2 separate regions of the Homo sapiens genome follow, and region 2 is linked to region 1. A link is a loop called in an ENCODE intact Hi-C map of the cell type or tissue named here. Cell type or tissue: natural killer cell. All regions are shown on one strand.

What was found. A loop is a pair of places that touch in the nucleus more often than their neighbours do. Peaks named below come from ENCODE experiments on the same cell type or tissue, not always from the same donor. Only the 100,000 strongest peaks of a DNase experiment are listed, where the experiment ranks them.
Region 2: a loop joins it to region 1, with 11 times the contacts of the local background. A loop is called at or near these places in 1 of 110 quality-filtered maps.

Annotation. Positions count from the first base shown.
Region 1 is chr1:24,908,867-24,911,366 of GRCh38, reverse strand. The region is part of intron 3 of RUNX3 (RUNX family transcription factor 3); the gene reads left to right. Among named protein-coding and RNA genes, the nearest start is that of MIR6731, 9.3 kb to the left of the region's middle. In natural killer cell, CTCF peaks have their summits at 1,313 and 1,534; DNase peaks (open chromatin) are centred at 46 and 396; H3K4me3 peaks cover 676 bases; H3K27ac peaks cover 2,500 bases.
Region 2 is chr1:25,064,600-25,067,099 of GRCh38, reverse strand. No RefSeq gene overlaps it. Among named protein-coding and RNA genes, the nearest start is that of LINC02793, 25 kb to the right of the region's middle. In natural killer cell, no CTCF peak of the experiment used is centred here; DNase peaks (open chromatin) are centred at 569, 1,039, 2,059 and 2,399; H3K4me3 peaks cover 1,129 bases; H3K27ac peaks cover 2,166 bases.

The DNA.
Region 1 (2,500 bases):
CAGGAGTAACTGTAAACACTCTTTGTACATGGTGTGACTCAGAAACAGGGGACTTTATTCTCCTGTGACGAAAGTAACAAGGCCTGAGGTTTTGCACCAGCCCTATTGGCTCCCTTCAAGCTTGTGGCTGACTAAAACACCCAGATCCTTTGCACTCAGGCTGTTGTCGGATCAGTCTGTGGTCCCCACGTCCACCCGGCAGGCTTCATGCCTGTTAAGATTCTTCTGCTCACTTGTCCCCCAGCTCATCCACATCTCCCTGCCATTTCCAGTGGCCTCAGGAGCAAGGACAACATTTCCTCCAAGGCCTGTTAGGGCTGAGGACTCGGTCTGGAATTGGAAGCTCTGGCCGTACTGGGCCTGCCCTCCTCAGGGTAGCAGTCAGGTGCTTTCCACAAGGCATCTCCTCCCCATCCGCTCCAGGCCCCACCCATCCCACTTGCCTCGTTCACGTGACTTGCCCCATCCCCATGGGCATCTGAGTTTGCAGCCCCAGCTCCAGCTAAACTCGCCCCCAGCCCATGTTTTCCCCTTTGTTGCCAAGGGCCCTGGGAGGCAGCAGTGGGGGCCTGGCCAGAGACCAAATGGTCTTATTCCTGCCACCAAGTGTCCCATGGATTCCTGGTCTGGGGCCTCATTGGAGGAGAAGGTGGGGCTCCCTGGTTCTTGGTGACTGGCTGAGCCCCTGTGGCTCCCAGGCCCCCTGCTTTCTTTCTGAGGCTCCCAGATACCTGTTTGAGCTTCCAACAGGGATGCGTAGGGAGCTTGGGGGCCTACAAGTACCAGAATCCATTGCGTTCCCATTCTGAAAATCAGAAATCAGGCCCATGCGAGGCCTCGGGCTCTGTCCCCTCATGCCCTACAGTGGTCGACAGGCTTTTCCCACTTTTCGAGTCCCCAGCAATCACTTGTTCAGGCCCCAAGAAGCGCAGTGAGTTCTGTTTTACCTCCCACCTACATCTTGCCTCTTCTCCCTCTGCCAAACTAGAAAACGCACATGTCATTCTAGACCCAAGGCCTTAGGCAAACCTTCTCCTCCCCCTTACCCCCTCCCACATTTTTTTTTTTTTTTTTTTTTGAGATGGAATCTTGCTCTGTCACCTAGGCTGGAGTGCAGTGGTGTGATCTTGGCTCACTGCAACCTCCGCCTCCCGGGTTCAAGCGATTCTCCTGCCTCAGCCTCCCAAGTAGTTGGGATCATAGGCGCCCGCCACCACGCCCGGCTAATTTTTGTACTTTTAGTAGAGACGGGGTTTCACCATATTGGTCAGGCTGGTTTCAAACTCCTGACCTCACTCAGGTGATCCGCCCGCCTCGGCTTCCCAAAGCGCTGGGATTACAGGCGTAGCCACCATGCCTAGCCTCCATCTTTTCTAAAGGGTCCCAGGTCCAGGAAATCCCACCCCTTGTTCGGCGTGTGGCCTCCAACAAGCTTCCTCGCCTCTCCGCAGTTGCAGTTCTCTTACTTGTAAAAGAGGGCCTGGCCACCCTGCCTGACTGGCAGCCTCCCACCAAGTCACGTGAGGTAGAATGGCCGTGACCGTGTTAGGGTTGATCAGCCGAACCCTGGAGTGCACAGTCCTCCAAGGGAGCCGTCCTTTCCTCGGGTCAGCCCTGGAGAAGCTGCAGCCACTAGGGGGTGCGAACAGGGACGTTCCCGGGAGTGTTGCATGTAAGGGAACTAAAGGGGAAGCTTGAGAAGGACTGAAATGTGGGTGGAGAGGACTGCGGAGTGAACTGTGCCTCCAGTGGCCAGCAGGAAAGAGGGAGAGCAGCGTCATTCTCGCCATGCTTGTTGAATCCCTTCCGTAGCAGGGAGGATCCCCAGGGTTTTATGGGAACTCCGTCATTTCTGTGGGGCTGGATTACTGTCCCCATTTTGCAGATAGGGAAACTGAGTTTGAGCTCCAAGGTGTGCTACTAAGAAAGCAAGTTACAGAATGACACACCCGGACTGAGGCTGTTCAAGAGAGTTCCATGAGAAGCCTACTTTGCGTTTTCCATTCATGGAAGATGAAAAATGTCTGGAAAGAAACTGGTCACGGTGGGGACTCTGGAGAGGAGCTTAGAGCGGTGGACAGAGCCTTATCTGTAATGCTTTTATTTTTGTAAATATTCACGTGTTGCTTGTGAAATGTAAAATTAGTAATTAAAAAAGTGTGTGTGGCGGGGGAGGTCCCTGCAAGCTTGATATCACTCCAGAAGTGTCCCTCGGCCTCAGCAGGCCGCAGGAGGGTGGGAGCCTGGCCACCTTGACCCTCCCAGCACCTCTGAGTCCTCGGATGTGAGGCTGGGATTCTTCCTGTGTGGGCTCTGGCAGATAGGGAGTGGAAAATGCTGGCAGTTTTCTCCAGGTGTGACATCTCGTCCCCTGACCCCAGCTTCCAGGCAGAGATGGCTGTCTAGTCCCTCATGCAAGCCCCCTACACCTCTGCCCAGCATCCTGGTGGAGTTATTTTTCTGCCTGAGGCCCAGAGAGAAGAAGGCATGTTCTGGGGAT
Region 2 (2,500 bases), 160 kb before region 1:
CTCCCTCTCGCCCTGGGCTTCCTATCTCTAAGGGTCCTCTGTGGTTGGAGGCCTCCACTGGGCAAGGGTTTCTGTCCCTCTGTGGAAGGCCTGATGTTCCTTTCACCTTGCCACTGAGAGATTCGTGCAAGAATTCTGGAAACGTCTGAGAGGAAGAAAGATTCTGGTTTGCTCCATTGTAAGGAAGAACCCCAGGAGTGAGGCCAAGAGGTTACAACTTCAACTAGCATCTTCCTTAAAATCCCCTGCACTCCTCTTCCCCGTTGTGTCTTCCAGCTTTCTCTCTGCCTCACCTCCAATGCCACACCTTTTAGGGGCGTGGCAGTCTCTTCAAAATAGAGGCTTGTGGACAAAGGCATGCCTGGTTTGCAAACCTAGGAATGCTCGTTGCTAGCTTTGCAACCTTATTGAATTCTTACCTCGGAGCCTCAATTTGCCCACCCATCAAATAAGAGCAAACCCCCCTTGAACCTCACACACTGGTGGCTCAGAAGTGCTGCAGAAAACACTCAGCTGTCAACGACAGCGGGGCTGGCGAGTGGCTGCCAGGGACCACATGCTCCTCCTGCCAGACGCCTCCAGCCGTCGGCTGTCCAAATGGGTGTCTGCAGAGCAGCCCGGCTGGCCGTGTTCTGGTCAAGGAAGAGAAAGGCTGAGTTAATTAAATCAACAGCTAACAGTGCAGGTTACCCACAAAAGTGAACTTTAGTGCCCCTAAAACCACTGACCAAAGGAGGGCTGGGAAAAAAAAAAGAAACCACAGTTGGAGTAAAATGGAAAAAGAAATCAGCAGCTCTCCATCACTTCAGCTGGCCACAGGTATCAGAATATTAATTGGTCTTTGACTCGATTTGGCTGTGGGAGTCAGGGCAGGCTGTGGCTTCGGGGAGCCTGACAGCACCATGGGGCCAGCGCAGGGCAGGCTGGGAGCTCACTGGCCACAGGGGAGGGGAGGGGAGAGGGGCGGGGGCCTGGGGCCTGGGAGGACGCACTTGTGAGCAGGGGGGTGGGCGGGTGTGAGTGTGGAAGTGGGTGTGGGCGCCCTGCGGGTGTGAGGCATGAGAGGCACGTGTGAGTGTGGTGAGCTGGCCGGGCCACACGCAGCGTCACTTGAAAAGAGCCCAAACCGTGCTGGGTGCAGAAAAGCTCTCCAGGCATGCTGGCTGTTGTTCTCATCTGGTTCTCACAACAGCTCCAGCAAGAAGGAGGCAATTCCGTGAAGGAGGCGGTGGAGGCTGGCAGATAGGGCTTGCCAGGTCTCTCCCGAGAGCTCCCGCCGCAGCTGCAGCAATCACGACACAGATCATGATATGGTTAGTTCATATTTAGGAAGTGACTGGTGGGACTTGAGCCCACTGCCAGGCACGGAGGAGGCACCGGAAGCATTTGGGTTGAATTTGCTCAGACTCTGAATCTGTGCTCTGGACAGGCACCTGTGCCCGGCCCAGGCCCTGCACTCTTTTCCAGTGGCTTCTCAGGGGTCGGCCTGCAGCAGCCAGGGGTGGGTATCCATGCCGTGGCGGAGAGATCAGAGTTGCACTGTGGGGAGTGGCTTTCTTTTGCCTGCAGCTGCTGCTTGGTGTTCTCTGCCGCTCACGGCCTATGAGCACAGAGATTGTGTCCTGCTCTTCCGCCTGCTGCCCACCCATTACATGTGCCCATGGAACATAAGAAGAGCAAGTCATCTATCTGAGGGGCATACCCGCTGCTGGGGACAGGTTCAGTGGAGCTCATGAGTGGTGTGGAGGGGCAGCAAGTGCCCAGCAGACCCTCAGGAGCACCTGGATGCACTTTGAGTTTGGGGGAGTCGGGAGGATGCAGTCTCTTTGCAGCAGTGCCCCCCATGCCTGGACAGAGGCCTTCAACCAAGGAAGGTCTGCTCAACTCCCCAGCCCTCTTTATTGATTTTGGGACACTGTGGGCAAGAAGGGCTCTTAGATCACTTGTCTGGCCCTTCAGTTCATAAAGGAAGTGATGAGGCACAGAGAGGGGAAGGGACTTGCTTGAGGTCACAGAGCAAGTCAGAACGCAGGGCTCCAGGTTTCCAGCTCCAGGCCTCTCAGACTTCCGTGCTTCCAGGGGCCATGTCGGTGACATTAAAACCATAGTGCAAGTGACAATGTGGCAACTGACGTTGGCTTCAGTGTCAGGAAGGCAAGAGGGAGAGTCCTTGTCTGATCCCAGGGAGGGGGGGCTGCCACCCAGCAGGAAGGTGGGCTTTATTCCACCAGAGCTTCTGCTTTTTCCAGCAAAGTTGGAAATCGGGGTTTTCATGTGATGTGAAGTTTTACAATTGTTAAATGTTGACAAAGCTAAAACAAAAAAAAATTCAAAAGCATGGTGACATGCAAAGCAAAATGACTCATTTGACACCTGTGGGTTACAAGTTTGCCACCTTGGGACTGTCTTTCTGTGGGGCTTGGTGGGTGGAATTGTGGGAGGAGGCGAAAGGCCTAGATGCTGCCAAGAGGATCTGAGCTTTGAGACACTGTTGTCTGAT